Linked DNA regions of Homo sapiens: region 1 is linked to region 2. A link is an interaction called in ENCODE POLR2A ChIA-PET data of the cell type or tissue named here. Cell type or tissue: PC-3. All regions are shown on one strand. Links, peaks and the distances in the headings refer to the core of each region. The heading gives the core; the rest is flanking DNA.

Region 1 (8,343 bases), core at 186-8,185, 180 kb before region 2:
CTGTGTTCTTAGGGTTCAATGGGCATGCAAACCAAACCCCAGAGATGGACCACTGCATGAGACAGTGGCAGCACAGGTGCAGTACACAACTCCAGGGCATACTATTCACACAATCCCTAAGAAGAATGGCGCCCCCAGAGCTGGCAACGTGGTGGCCCCACCCATAGCGACAGTATGTGACACTTAGCAAAGAACTGCTTAAATGTCACAGAATAAACACTATTCCTTCTTCAGGAACATTAATTATGTCCAAAGTAAGTAATGCAAAACATTATTTTGATATTAAAACAAAAATGGCTATATCTTGACTATACATATATATGAGATTCAATATAAAATTCACATCAGCCAAAATATTAGACTTCCAAGAAGCTTCACGCTTTCAGTGGGCCACTTGGGGCCACATTCCCAAGTCCCTGAGGACCAGCCTTTGCTGTCAGGGCTACATTGGTGAAATGTATTCTCTGACATGTCTGGGAAAATAAATTCTCACTATAAATTAAAATTACTATTGATTATCTTGCTCATCAGTATAACCAGAATGAATTTGGGGACCCAGATTTTACACATGATTTTATACAACACTAATTATACGATAAATGAGTTGAAAAGGTTAAATGCTAAAATTACTGTTTCTTTAGTAGCCACATTACACACTGTAAAAACTGACTCCAGTAAGATCAATAATAATATTAGCTGTTCATATTTTGTTGAGTTCTGCTATTATCCATCTGGCATTAAGCCAAGTCAATTTGCATAGAAATTATTTAAATCCACCTTGCCATCTGGAAAGAAAGTTATTTGTAAATGACACTAATCTTGAATTATGAATCCTTTAAATACAAACCAGATATACAGTAACAATGGAAAACGATGCAACTTATAAATTCATGCTGTAGAAGAATAAAGTAGAAGCAAGATACAAAGTGGTGATGTACATACCAATAATGTTCTTGTAAAAATATGCAAATGTATATATACGAAGTACTAAAAGGACATATATACTAAATACTAAAGTGATTATATTTGAATAGAAGGTCATTTTTTTTCCTTCTTGTGTTTTCCTGTATTTTCCAATTTCCCTCCATTTAGCATCTGTTACTTTGGTAATTAAAACTACTACAATAGGCTGGGCATGGTGGCTTATGATAGTAATCCCAGTATTTTGGGAGGCCGAGGTGTGCAGATCACCTGAGGTCAGGAGTTTGAGACCAGCCTGGCCAACATAGTGAAATCCCATCTCTACTGAAATACAAAAATTAGCTGGGCATGGTGGCACACACCTGTAATCCCAACTACTCAGGAGGCTGAGGCAGGAGAATCGCTTGAACCCAGGAGGCGGAGGTTGCAGCAAGCCAAGATGGCGCCACTGCACTCCGGCCTAGGTGACAGCGAGACTCTGTCTCAAAAACAAAAACAAAAAAACACAAAAAACTATAATAAAACAAGTAAATACAAGCCAAGTATTAAAAATATTCTTGGATAGAAAAAATAAATACAACTATACCTGTGAATAAAACATCTCCGCCATCTAAAGTTGCATTTTCATCTTTCATCTCTACTATATTGAGCTGAAGTTTTTCTAATGCTTCTTTCATCATGTCAACCTGTTGAAAATAAAATGATTCAGATTACTATGCTACAATTTCCTAACAAGAAAAAAACATCCAAAACATCTAAACACTAAATCAAGCTCTCGTGCACACACCCACACACATCCACACTCATATACACACCCATCCTTGTGAATATATAATGTATGACCAGTCATGATCATTTGTAAGAGAAGAAATGATCTGTTAAAAATTGTTTATTTTGTTCCCTTCTAGTGTAAGATTGAGTCAATACAGTGTCATTTTTTTCTGTAGAAAGCTGAGTAGTTACAATACTGTTGGAGGCCGACTAGTTAAGACACTGTTGGAGTACGACCAGTTAATGCACCATTGGAAGCTGACCAGTTCGGCCACTGTTGGAGGCTGACAAGTTAGGGCATTTGTTAGAGGTTGACTAGTTAGGATATTGCTGGAGTCTGACCAGTTAGCACACTATTGGAGGCTAACCAGTTAGGGCATTGTTGGAGGCTGACTAGTTAGGGCACATGAGTAAAGGAAGGTGGGAGGCAAGGCACCCAATTCTGACCAGTTAGCACACTATTGGAGGCTGACTAGTTAGGGCACATGAGTAAAGGAAGGTGGGAGGCAAAGCACCCAATTATCCTACCCTTGCCAGGAAATACAAGATTCCATTTTAAATCTTATGTCAGTCATTTAGTCAGAATTGCACACACACACACAGTATAATACATGGAAGGAATATCAATAACTCGTAATTTGAAATCTCAACCCATAGGACAATCACTGTTTTCTATTCAAATATTTTGTAAAATGTCAAAACATCCTTTGCTTCTCTGTAAATGTAAACTGTGTTAGTTATATTCAAACAGTTAATATGATTACCCATCTTTTAAAACCTAGTTCCTTAGAGGTGATTAACAAGTTCAACAATTACAATCAAACCAATGAATATTTGAAAATAAATTTCAGGAATTTGTATGATTCCAGGGCATGTCTAAAGCACAGAGATATTCTGGGTTGAATTAAGGAACACTTCTATTGAGGCTTACTTTAATATAAGAAATGAATGTGAAGCATAACAAATTGAAGCTCACAATTTAATTCAAGTCCTTCCAGTAGCTCAACAAAACAATTTAAATATTTTCAAAGGTCTGCAAAACCTTTAGGATAGTAAAGACATACAATGAGATGACTCGAATAGGGGACAAGGGAACAAGAGATCACATCACACTGGGCAAAGCAGGTAGTTCTTCCAAAAATACAACATGCTGAGTACACAGTGTGAATTGTCAGTGAAGAGTTTAAGAGACACAAATAGAGCAGAGTTACTTCTAAAGTAATAAAAATATGGAAATACTTTGACAACAAGCCTGACATTCATGCATTCAAAAAACATTTAAAGAGGATACAAAGTAAAATAAATATATCATCTCATCCTTGTCCTGGAACTCATGTAAAAATTCCACAAACCAGAGTGACTCAGAACAATAAAAAATATTTCCATGGACAAAATGGTCTTAATGTTGTAGTAAATACATTCAGTGACCTCTTTTAACAGCAGAATAGGTTTTCCTATGTAATAGGAAGTGGAATTGTTGCTACAGCATAAAATAAGGAGCAAACACAATATTTACCATGACTTGTTGGGCTACTATGAACCCAGGAAAACACAACTGTTTCCTTTTGACATCTCTGCTTCTTTGTCCATGGAAAATTCACTGAGCTTAGGGAGAGATCATGAGAACAGATATACAGTTACTTTTTGTTTCTATTACTAATGCTACTGCTTCTATTATAACTTAACATTTCAAAGATTAGGAGGAGTTGAGCAATAACATAAATTTTGGTTTGAAAAGTTTGTATGTAACTATGCAACATTTCAACTCAGGAACTGTATTCAATTCTTAAAAGTTAGAGGAGAATAGAAGTAGGGAGTCTACTATATACCAGTTTCAGAAACATTACATCTCTTTAAATGTCCTATGTCTTTGAAAATTAAAAAGTTTTAGAGGATAAAATGTTTGTGCTTTTCTTTTCTTTTCAAGTTAAAACAGCTGCACTGACATTAAAAAAACTAGCTCTTGTGCAGGGGCAGTACTTAAAAAAATTCAATCACATCTATACAAACAGTCATCAGGATAGGTCCATACCACACATGTTGATGATACTACATTACTTTCAGAGTTAAGCACATGGACAAGATTTTTAAAAAATTGTAAATATCAAGTAAACAGTTTTGAGAACTGCAGGGCCATATGGCATCAAATCGGCAATGCTAAACTGAGGGAGATTTCTGGAGAAGAAATGAGAGGCTGAACTCGGCAGGCTGTCCATTGGGAACCACACACTCTTGGCATTGAGGTTCCGTTGAAGCAGACAAACTCAGCTGCAAACAGGCCTGACACATGGGTCCATAGCAAGCCAGCTATTCAGGCAGTTAGAACACTAAATATAACTATAGAAGTGGGAGTTTTTGCAGGAAAAGATCCAAACCATGAGCCTTTAAGAAACTGCCCATTCTGTGGTTACATGGCCATGGTTAATGTTGACTTTATTAACTTCCAAGAGGAAAAAAAATGACCAAATAACACACCCACCTTTCATTGAGACAGTAACCCTGCAGTGTGGAACTTAGCATTACTCAGAGAAACCATCAGGACAAACAGTATTAATTCCAACGGCTGAGCTGAATGGGTCATTTTAGCCCACAAAATTAGAAATAAAAAGGGAAAATTAGAAAAACAACCTACTTAATTTAAGCCTTAGAGTATAAAGTATATACAGTAATTTTCATTCTTTACTCAAAAGATTTACAAGACCTTTCTTCCCTCCCTTTTCATGCTACATGCACTTTGCATTTCATTTTAAAACAATGTTATACTTGCATTTTTTGCCCCATTTTTCTCCTCATACTATTTATCACAGCATAGATTTCTTCTCTGGTCACAGCTGCTGCAGATCACCTCTGCTGCTTCCAGTTCTGCTACTTATTAGCCAGTGTCCTCAGGTTATTTAGTATTCTGAGCCTCAGTTTTCTCACCTTTAAAGTGGGTATTTATTCATTATAGTATCAACTTTTTAGGCTCCTTCTGGTCATTAAATACATACAAGTCACACAGTATTTGCTGAATAAATATTGTATTTTTTATGAATAACAGCTTGTGTATACACAGTGACAGATACTTGTACTATAAAATTAGTGCACAAGAAAACAACTGTTGTTTTTTCTTATATTTGGACATGTTTCTTGTGTTTTATCCCTCCATGACAGATCCCATCTGCTTTCCTGTGAATTAAAATTATAGATTTTTTTTTTGCAAAGCCAGTATACAGTTAGAGAACATACATTGAGGATACATTTAAATTTAAATTTAGATAATCCAAATCTGATTTCCTTCCAGCTCCTGGAAGCTGTCAAGACATGTGGCAAATTTCTTGTGTAACCTCTGCTTTGAAATAGCCCTTGGAAAGTACTACATAAGGTGGGAAGTGGGCCTGTCTGGTAAGATGTTCCACAGGACTCAAAAGAGCATCAGCTAAGATGATATGGAATGATCATGGTCACTGAGAATATTACCACTCTAAGGGACCCAATCAGTCTAAAGAATTCTTTCTCTTTCTCAATGCCTGGTCTCCTTCCTTACCCTTCCCTTTTCTACTCTCTTCTTTCCTTCTTTTACGGCTCTCATTTCCATCCTATCATGTTTTCATGATTATCCTGTCTTCTCTTTTCACTCCCTTTAGACCTTCATGGTGAGTGGCAAGAACCAGGGATTAGAATAAAGTCTTTATCACTTATTAGCAATGTGACTTGGATAAATTCACCTCTCTGAGTCTCAGTTTCTTGACCTGCAAATGGGAATAGTGCTTTCTCTCTAACAGGGATTATGTGAGTAACAAATAAGATAATACATGTAAAACACCTAGCTCAGTGCCTGGCATATTGTGCTCAAAACTAGTAGTTGATGATATTATTATTTTGCCCTAAATTAACTCAGTCCTTTGTTTGGATTTTGGCTACCTTTCAAAAACAAGTAAAAGATAAAAAATACAATTTTCTGTATTAAATAAAACATCTTTTAAGTTCAGTTTTCCTTTTGTTCTTGCAAAATCTCCCTCAAACCTAAAATACTAAAAGAACTCCCAAAAAACCCAAAACTCTCCCTAATATAAAACAAAACAAAAATAAAGCCTTATATAGTTTTACTAGGAAGCTATATTCATAATAACTTGTTATAGCACTGTTAGTTTAATACTCTTTATTTCAGGGCAATATTTTCCAGTTGACCCTTTCCAAAATTGACTTTTGCTGTTTATTTTCAGTAATGCCCCTTTTGAATGTTTCACATCTTCGTTCTAAATGTTGTGAATGTGCTTGTGGGGCCTGGTGAACAGTTCTGAGCTATGGCTCCTTAAAGAATATGCACCAATCTGTTAGCCAAGCTGCTTTCCTTCAGCTGTTTCTGCTGCTAGATACTATGAAATAAATGTGGCCCTCAAAGTTGGCCTGTCTGTGGCTGACATGTCTCAGTCAACCACAGTTCTGCCATGTGCTAGAAGCTGTGCTATCACCAATGTCACCACTATGTTTTCAATGCCTGCTTAAGTTGTCCTGGTTTCTTTGTAACTCATCACATTACAGGAGCTTTAAAATTATAGAATCATTCTACCCCTACACTTGTCTAGCTCCAGAGAGTTGAACAGTAGCAACATAGCTTTGTTGGTAGTGAGATGGTTTCATCTCCCAACTTTTTGCTGATTTTGTTTTGCCTTTTAATGTTGAGTGTGACATGTAGATAATGCTGAGGAAGCTGTTCAAGAAGCTGTCTTGGCACATCAAGGCACAGATGGCTTGGAACTTGCTGATGCATCAAAATCACTATATTGTCTGAGGTCATATTCAAAAGACCACATTTTATTTCTTTATGCTACTTTAAACTTCTTTGTTAATCAGCACATCTTTGGTCACTGTGGCCACTTGCTAGTACACTTGGCTGATTTTATGACATTGCTTAATGTTGTATCACATTTTCACACATATTTTGTCATGTGAATAACATCTCAGTTCAACAAATATTTGGTGGATGTCAACTTTTTTTTTTTTTTTTTTCAAATCAGGCTACAATTCTTTTTTTTAAGCCACAGCCCTTGCTTGCCTCTGTGAAATTAATCTAGTGGAACAGATACACCTTCTGAATATATAGTGACAATAAAATGGAATATTTGTTGTGATGCTCACAATAACTCCAAAAAGAAGAAAGGGTAGATATTAGTATACCCATTTTATATATGAGTAAACTGAGGCTAAGGGAGGTTGACTGACTTGCCGAGTCAAGCCTCCGGAGCCCATCCTCATTTTCACTTCACTGTATGATTAAGATTCTCCTGAGGTCTCATCATAGAGTGCAGCCCACATCAGAATTGGAGCCCATGCCTTCTGCCTTCCAATTCTGTACATTTAAGTCCACTGGATATTGTAAGATCCTGTGCCAAGGTGACTTTGTATTCCATGATCTCTTCATATCAGAGATAAATGAAATTTCTGTATATTAGGGCCTTAGGATGTTAAGTTATAGAGTGATTAAGAACACTAAGTAATATGAACAGAATATATAAACCACACCAACCTGTTTCACCAAGAAAAACCTGCATATTCATTACTACCCTTTGATTTGGAGATGCCTTAGGTTTGTTCAGTGGTTCATTCCTAAATTTGTCCATATGTGCTGATTACTTTCTTTTTTTTTTTTGAGACAGAGTTTCACTCTTTTTGCCCAGGCTGGAGTGCAATGGCATGATTTTGGCTCACTGCAACCTTCGCCTCCCAGGTTCAAGCAATTCTGCCTCAGCCTCCCGAATAGCTTGGATTACAGGCTTGTGCCACCACACCCGGCTAATTTTGTATTTTTAGTAGAGACGGGGTTTCACCCTGTTGGCCAGGCTGGTCTCGAACTCCTGACCTTAGGTGTTCCGCCTGTCTCAGCCTCCCAAAGTGCTGGGATTACAGGCATGAGCCACCATGCCTGGCTGTATGTGTTGACTACTAAAACTAGCCAAAACTACCAACAAAAAGGGATCGAACAGACATTTTGTGTACTCAATGATCCGGTCTTAAAAATTTCTAAATAAAAACATATTGGGATCCTCTTCTATATTCTAATTTTAGGACAAAGCTCTCAGAAGGAATTTAGTTAGCAATGGTAACAGCAAACATTTATATAGTCTTCCTATGTGCCAGGCACTCTACTATGAACTCATATTAACCTTATTTAACTTTTACAACCTGATGAAGCAAGTACAAGAATGATTTGTTTTACAGATGAGAAAACTGGGGCAGAGTAAGTAAATTTGATCAAAGTCTCATAGCAAGTAAGCAGAGAGCTGAGATTTCAACTTAGCTTTGCTCTTAAGTTTGTGTTATTCTTTCCTACACAATATTGTTACTAACCAACAAATTTAGGTATCTACAATGAAATCGAGTGACTGTGAGGAGCTACAGTACTCTCCAAAACAGATTATGTTCACTATTATTTATTTATTGAACAAAAATGTGGACTCAGACATTCTGGAGAAATGGAAGGATAGAGGCTACAAATTGCAGCAGTCTGAACTTGCATTTGGTTTCTAAACAGTCTAAATTTTGCTTTTCTAAGCATACACAAACTAAGGCTAATAAATTTTGGGAGCCACTACTTTCTCATCAGAGTATGAGGAGGAGTTAGTTATTTGTGTAAAAATCTTTAGGTAGTCAACAGTGTATTTTAAATAG
Region 2 (8,343 bases), core at 48-8,047:
CACACATCTTTGTACAACTACCTCCAATGCTTTCCTCCTATCCCCACCATAAAGCCCAGCAACTTCTTGCATGTAACCGGCTCTTTAAAAATATTTATCATTTGGCCAGGTGCAGTGACTCACGCCTGTAATCCCAGCACTTTGGGAGGCTGAGGTGGGTGGATCACTTGAGGTCAGGAGTTCAAGACCAGCCTGGCCAACATGGTGAAGCCCTGTCTCTACTAAAAAAATACAGAAATTAGCTGGGCGTGGTGGTGCATGCCTGTAATCCCAGCTACTTGGGAGGCTGAGGCAGGAGAATTGCTTAAGCCTGGGAGGCAGAGGTTGCAGTGAGCCAAGATCGTGCTACTGCACTCCAGCCTGGGTGAAAGAGCGAGACTCAGTATCTAAAAAAAAAAAAAAAAAAAAAAATGTATATCTATATCTATATCTGTATCTATATCTATCATTTGGATGACTAATCAGAACACATTGAATGGTTTTTCTCTATTATTCATTATGACCAAATGAATACCAGTTATTGTCACGTCACCAAGCATGTCACCACTATTCAGCCAAGAATTGAGATGTCGTGTTTCAAGAGACGTTCATTCTCCTGCCATGATCCAGTCACAACTGATGGGCCTGCATAGTAGCACTTTTCTAAGTGATAGCCTTTATATTTCTTTAGAACCAAAACTTATTTGAAGGTTCTCTGTAAGCACTTAGGCTAAGCACACCTTGCTTTAAAAAATATAAAATCCTTCGAAACAACAAATGGAGGAAATGTCCTGTGTGCTAAAATGGAAATTGTTTTGTCATTTTGTTCTTGCTACTGCCTGGAAGAGAAGGAGTTGCTGGAACCCTAAATATGTCTTGGCCCTGGCCCTAGTATTTCATAGGAAACTGTTATTTTTTTAAAAAAGTACTTCTCAGGTATTGCAACTTCAGACATTAGTAAATGATGCTGTGTTGGGTTTTTGCTTGTTCATGTGTTTGTTTATGTTTTATAGGTTATAGCAAAATCCTGTGGTGATCTATCACTAAAACCCTTCATTTGGGTGGTAGAGTTCACAGAAATTTTTAAACACTTTGCTACAGACTGAATATTGTGTCCCCGTAGAATTCATTTGTAGAAACCTAATTCCCAATGTGATGGTATATGGAGGTGGGACCTTTGGGAGATGATTAGATCATGAAGTTGGAGCCCTCATAAATCAGATTAGGGTCCTGGTAAAAGAGACCTCAGAGAGCTCCTTTGCTTCTTCAGCCACGCAAGGACAAAGTGAGAAGATGGCCATCTATGAACCAGGAAGCAGGGTATCACCACATATTGAATCTTCTGGCATCTTGATCTTGGACTTCCCAGCTTTCAGGACTGTGAGAAATAAATGTATGTTGTTGATAGCACTCAGTCTATGATATTTTTGTTATAGCAGCCTGAATGGACTAAAACATATGTTTTCTCATTTAGTCCTCAAAACAACTTCTTGATGTGGATATTAATATGTAAACTTTGCAAATGAATAAACTGAGGCTGAGAATTATTGAAAAATCCTTTCACCTAAGGTCATATAGCTAATAAATGGCAGAGGTTGGATTTTAATCCAGATTTTCTTACTTCAGGGCCTGAACACTGTCTATAATACAACATGGGAATGCCTATAAGAAGCTGGTGTTTTCAAGTATGGGGCCATTCATAGAAGAGTCTGACAAACTGCTGTTGTGTCATGATCTTTGAAAAGACACCAAGAGTGAATATTCCTGAAAGGCGGCAGCTCAGACATGCATAGAATCTATGTGATTTTAAAATGTTTCCTCAGCCTGTTACTGATCAGATTCTAAGGAAATCAGTATTCTCTAGCCCCTCAAACCTCTTCTCCAACTTCTCCTATTTCCAGATATCTGGCTAGGAATTTCTGTCACAAGAAAACGAGGTTTGTATCACCTCATATCTCAATTTCTAAAAATTTCCCAACACCATAAATGGTGATAAAATGTGAGGGTTCAAGAGCTACTTGGAAGGTTTTCCAGTCTTTTTAAGGGAAGAGCCTTCTGTCTATTCAGACCCTTAACCTATGTATTGGTTTATAAAAAGCTACCCACAAACAGGGAGAAAGTGATGGCACCAATATTCAGATCCACCTTGTCCAACCCAAATACACTTTCACACATATGACCTCCTGTCATTTTCCATTCTCTTTCCACTATGGTTAGTATTGTTATTGGCCCATAATGTCAAAGAAACACAGGTTTTTAAACCACATCAAGGAAATCTTTGAAACAAACCTATGTTGGTTGGCTAACACTGGGCGATTTCACAAAAATTTGTACAATATTATGTTTCCTTTTTATAATGACGTGCAGAGATGGACATCATTATCTCAGTTTCATGAAGGAGGAGACTGAGGTTCAGTAAGGTGAAGTAACTCGCCCAAGATCACATAGCCAGAAAGTGGAATCCAAAGTCTGTTTTCCTTCAAAGTCAATGCTTTTAATGATTCTACTATACTGCTTCTCAGATCTTTTTTTATATGATATTAACATGCAGATGAAGTCCAATATTATGTATCCCCAGGTTATGTTCACAAGGAGCCAGGAGGTATAACAAAAGACAAAAATGATTCAACCCTTCCATTGGTTTCTATTTCCTCTCTCATCTCAAGAATTACTGTTAGTTAAATTCTCAGTCACAACTATCTATATACATGTTCAACACATTGAAATTTTTAAAATTTCAAACATTTTGTTGTTTTGAAGAGAACAACAACTGCTGTACAACATGCACGGAGAATGCTGGGATCCAGCCGGGTGGTAGGCTTCACCTAGACTGGTAAGAGGCAGACTTGCTCACAGTGAACACAGGAAACAAGCAACTGCCTCCAACCCTGTTTTCCATCAATTCCTGTGGCTCTGGACCAATGACAAAAGTTGATCACTTCAAGGAAACATTTCCACAGCAGCATGCAATTTTGATATCTGGTAATTTCCGCAATGGTTTAGACAGGTTAAAGAAAGGAGAACACTTAAAGAAAGGAGAAACACAAGCACTTAAATTGGTCATGATAAAACTGGACAATGGCAGGCATAGCTATTCTGTCTGGGCAGCATGGCACCATCTTTGTACTAGAATACTTGTTTAAGTAATTATTAGAATAATTTGATGGGTTTTATCCATATACATCTATAAAAGTGGGGCTGAAAATAAATTCTGATACTGTTGATGAGAAGGGTTAGTTTCATAAACTTAACACAATTAAGATGAACATGGAAAACAGCGGGCAAGCCAAAAGCAGATAAACTTTTGCTTCAATTGGATGATGGTTGGATGTCAGCCAGTATTTCATGGGTCTAGTGGTGAAAGGAAAGCATTAAAGAACAAAGACAATGCTGGAAATACATGATTAAAGACTACCTCTAAAAACATGATGTATTTAGGGATTTTATAGTATTTTTGGTTCATTGGTACTAGAACTCCATTTACAATTATTTGGTTCTTGCAGGTTTGTTCATATTTTCAAGAATGCATTATGCACTGATGTACATAGAAAACTGCCTGTACCTAGTTGTTTTGTCTCTATCCTTATTCATTTAAGCTAAACAAACAAATTGGATGTCAGAATGATGAACACTGTAGAATAAGCAAATGAAAAACAAAACAACTTTAGATTCAGGAGCTGGGGCAAGCATCCAGATCTCTGTACAGGGAAGAGCTGAGGTTAATGCAGCTGCAAAAAACTAGGCACATGCACGTGGCATTGCTTGACAGACAGGAAGCCTTTCCAGGGTTTCCAAATTCTTTCAGATGTTTTGGGGAATAGTTAAAGGCACTAGATACATGAATTGAATTGCATTTAACTCTACATTTTAAAGAACAGCTAAATAAAAACTCCCAGAGCACAATGTCTATTCCCATCCCCAGGAATTTCTTGAGCTGGGAAGAATGCCTGCCAGTGAATGCCTAACTCTGTCCTCAGTTTACAGTCACAGTTTTTCTCTTCACTCAGACACCCAGAAGGCTTCTCTTAGGTGTGGTTTCATCCAGCCAGCCCTACCTATCTTAATCAGACTGACTTCCCCAGTACTAAATAAAGTGGAGAGGAAATTTCTACCCACCCACTCATCAGAGACTATAAGACCCAACTCACATCCTGCAAGCCTCAGGATGGAACACGACTCCTTTTAACTACCTGGGCACAGTAGCTGACTATCAGGAAACTGCTCGTGGCCTCCACACATTGCCACACTATTTACACAGCTGATGGAAGTTTGCCCTGGTTGAGGAATTTGGCTCTAGAGGAGTCCCCTTAAAATTCCCAAAGGGCCTATTCACCCTGTCACACCCGCACAGATGCCTGTGAAGATAGCAACAGTGGGGTTCATTTTCTAACTCCTTCTGTACACAGTTATAACTCAACATGTTTATTTAAAAGTGGGGGGTTGGAGAAGAGCTAGGGGAGCTGCAAAATCTAACATTATATGAGATATTTTCAAGAAATATTTTGAGCAAAGTCAACAACCCCCTTGCCCTGCCTCTCAGACATTCCTCAGCTTCATTCAGCAACCCAAACTCTGCCCTCCATACTCACAGGCATGAAGCAGAGCCAGGACGTGACTCCCAACAGAAAATGAGCCTTTCTAAGGCAGAGGGAAAGAAGCTGAAAGAGTCAACCAACTCTCAAAGCACAGAGGGAGAAGCAGCAAAGCAGAGGGTCAACATTCTTCTCCTTTAATAATTTAAAGCCCTGCTATTAGCAGAGGAAAAGAAAATATCAGACACATGATTGTATCATGACAATAAGGCACAGCAGAGGTGATAAGATGAAGGGAGTAATTTCCTGAAGCCCTTCTCGCTTTTTTAAAGATAAGGATCAATTCTTATTCTTTCAACTATTAAAACATGATAGAAATGGCAATAAGCTATTAATTTTGCAATTGCAGTGGCAGGCCCATCCTGGCAGCAGTGGGGCCTGCTTTCTCTAGCTGTGAATGACCTCTTTCACTAGGAAAACTGTTCAGGAAACAGCTCTGCATTTGGAAAGAGGTGTATATGAGAGGCAAATATATATCCAAAATGTTCCCTTTCTTAATTTCCTTCCCCTCCTCCTAATTTTCTCCTAGCCCAAATAATTAATCTTCTTGTGTTAGCCAAATAAATTCCATTTAAATTAGTTCGTTCTAAAGGAGAAGAAGAGGCAGAAATGGTGGAGAAGGTGGGAGGAGGAGGAGATGCAGAGGGAGGAGGGGGGAGAAGAAGAAACTGATCTTCCCATGTATTGCCTACTTCTTTCCTTCTGAGGAGGCAAAAGTCTAACCTCAAGTGTGTAGGTTTTGGTGCCAAACTCCCTGAGTTTGACTTGGATTCTGCCAAATGACTATGTGACTTTGGATAAAGCACTGGCATGTCAACTTTCTTATTTGTATCAATGTTCCTGCTCGTAAAATGGGAGCAACAATAGTCCCAAACTTCTGCGGTGGTTGTGAAGATTGAACATAACACACCTTGAATAATATCTAAAACAAAGTAAATGCTGAGTACAAGTTTATGACTACTATTTGCTATGATTTGAATGTGTCTCCAAAAAAAAAAAAACATGCGTTGGAAACTTAATTGCCATTGCAGAAGTATTAAGAAGTGGGACCTTTAAGAGGTGATTAGGCCATGGCAACTCTGCCCTCATGAATGGATTAATGCCGTTTTCTCAGGAGTTATCTTGGGAGTGGGTTCCTTATAAAAGGACAAGCATGGCCTCCTTTTGTCTCTCTAGCCCTCTCACCTTCTACCATGGGATGATACAGCAAAAAGTCACTGGCCAGATGTGACTTCGGTATTGATATTGAAATTCTCAGCCTTCAGAACTGTGAGCTAGTAAATTTCTGTTCATTATAAATTCCCCAGCTTGTGGTGGTGTTACAGCAGCACAAAATGAACTAAGACATTATTGTTGGCTCCTCCATCTCTAAACTGTCAGATTCAAGGCAGATCATGCAAGAACAGAAGGCAAACAACACTAACTAGAGATAAAAGTCACATACAGAAGAGCTCTAAATCCTTACTAGAACAGAAGCAAATGGAAGTAAATACAGTCACTCTTTTATTAAAAATCTAAATATGATATTAAACTGGTAATTACTTATAGGCTTATGATTTGTAAGAGGTGGGGAGAAAATGGTCTTTCTGTATACATGACAATAGGCAGAGCTTTATTTGAGAAATTAAGGAGAACTTAGAAAAAAGCAACTAAAAAAACTACTGAAGGATTAAAAAAAGAAGAAATAAATAAACAAAGAAGAAAATGTTAATGAATAAGCAATAAACTAACCTCATGTTCAGCTGATCTCTATAATGATACTGGTGTTTGGGGATAGAAATAACTTCATATTATAGGCTTTCTGGGATTCAGGGAGGGAGCTGCACTATAAATTACCCTGTACTCTGGGGATTGAGTTAGACCCACAGTGTAACTCAATCTCTGCCCTCATCCATCTCAAAAAGTCCAGCTCAAACCTTTTTCCCATCCTCTCAGAGGAGAAATTTGGCCTTGTGGTTAAGAGTGAAAGAGGCCGGAGTGGAGAACACCCTGGTAGGAGTACTGGAACCACCACTCACTGGCTATGTGTTAGCAGGTTAGCAACTTCACTGAGCCTCAATGTCCTCATTTCAAAAATGGGGCTACTAATAGTACCTACGTCAGAGGGCTGTGTAAGCATTCAACATGAGAATGCACATTGTAGATAAAGGTTTTCTACCAGAGGTTGGCACCAGGCAGAACCTAATTCAATCATCCATTTTACAGATATGAAAACTAAGATCTAGAGAAGTTGAGACTATCCCAGGGTCACACAGTGAGTTTGTTTCAAAGTCTGGAAATGTAAATTAGAACCTTAGTCCTGATTCCTTATTCAGTGTTTTTGCACTAAACATGCTTTTGCCTTCACAGGGCTTCACAAATACTCTCCCACATTGATTTTGTCCTTTGCCGAACATCAAGCACATTTTCAACCAGTACTGTCAGGATAGCATTTGAATACTCTCTATGACTGCATTCCATCAACTACATTATAAGTTCCTCGAAGTGACAAAAGTGGTTTAACACTTCTGTCTATCTAAAGATGTCTACTCAAATACTGGGCACAAGAGTGATTGACAGCAATTGATTGATAGAGAGGTTTCTTTAAGAAGAGCTTTTACTCTGAATAAAATATTCCTGTGAGGAAGATGCTGACTGGCCATCCAGGTCTGCAGAAGACAAGACCAGAGGAAATGGATTTTGAACATGTCCCAAGAGATCTATAAAAAATTAACTGCAAAGGAGTTTAAACACAGGAATAACAGAACAAAGAAAGCTGAGGGTTCTCTCCTGAAGTGAATGTTTTAAAAATAGACAGTCTATTTGTAGATAAAATAAGTTGACACAGGCCATTCGTTCTTAACCTATAGTCTGTAAACCCCAAATATAGCTGTTATTGCTAAGGATCTGCAAATTGATTTGCATACCAAACACTGTAGAATGAATAATGTCTTACACTTATATGCAATACCTTTTTTCAAATCCATGTGGCAAAATATATTTAATTTGACTTAATAAAATACAAATTCTTTAAAAGCATTATGAATTTTGTTGTAACTTTTGTTCATTATGTATATTTTAATCAAGCAATAAAAACAGTGGCTAACATTATTGAACATTTACAGAGATCATTTTGTTTAACTCTCATTAGCACCCAGGAGGTAGGTATAATTGTCATCCACATTTCAGAGATAAGAAACTGATATTTGAAGAGTTTAACTAACTCACCCTTTAGTTTTACTGGTATAAATAATGGAGCTGGCATCTGACTCCAAAGCTTGTACTATAATTACCCAGCATTAGGTCACTTTTTAATTAACCAGTGTAAAACATTTTACCTATTTTCATCCATGTACACATGTGTAAGGGGTGGATGTTTATCCATAAAATTTTATGTTTAAAGAAGAATCTCATATCTGCAAGGGTTAATAACAACACAAACTATAGATAAAGAGTAGCTTCAGAATAATTCACTTTGACTTTCAGCAAGCCAGGTGCTCAGAAGTAAGGGATTCAACTGGTTGATCCCTAGGAATAGCTCCAAGCCAGAAATTCTATCATTCTATAATTTAGATTTGCATTTCCCAAAATGGATTCTGCAGAATTCTGGTCTTAAGAGATGCTTCACAGAAGTTTGAGGAACACCATAAACTAAAAGAGCCACCATACACAAAAGTGAATATCCTCTTTTGGAGATTCATAATTACATTCACATAGTGTAAGCTCTGAGAAGTCCTCCAGAGCACTGGATCACACAAAATGAAACAGGTCTCCTTATTATAAGACTTAGCAA

The links. ChIA-PET counts read pairs that join two places held together with the same protein. Peaks named below come from ENCODE experiments on the same cell type or tissue, not always from the same donor. Only the 100,000 strongest peaks of a DNase experiment are listed, where the experiment ranks them.
Region 1: POLR2A ChIA-PET joins it to region 2 with 5 read pairs; 3 of 35 experiments call an interaction of 5 or more read pairs at or near these places.

What each region holds. Positions count from the first base shown.
Region 1 is chr1:85,357,241-85,365,583 of GRCh38, forward strand. DDAH1 (dimethylarginine dimethylaminohydrolase 1) reads right to left here. Exons shown (of 6, transcript NM_012137.4): 2 at 1,508-1,607. Among named protein-coding and RNA genes, the nearest start is that of BCL10, 85 kb to the left of the region's middle. In PC-3, for the core only: no CTCF peak of the experiment used is centred there; DNase peaks (open chromatin) are centred at 3,071 and 4,131; H3K4me3 peaks cover 607 bases; H3K27ac peaks cover 3,963 bases.
Region 2 is chr1:85,540,573-85,548,915 of GRCh38, forward strand. It overlaps a transcript of DDAH1 not described here. Among named protein-coding and RNA genes, the nearest start is that of CCN1, 36 kb to the right of the region's middle. In PC-3, for the core only: no CTCF peak of the experiment used is centred there; a DNase peak (open chromatin) is centred at 4,219; H3K4me3 peaks cover 1,331 bases; H3K27ac peaks cover 2,221 bases.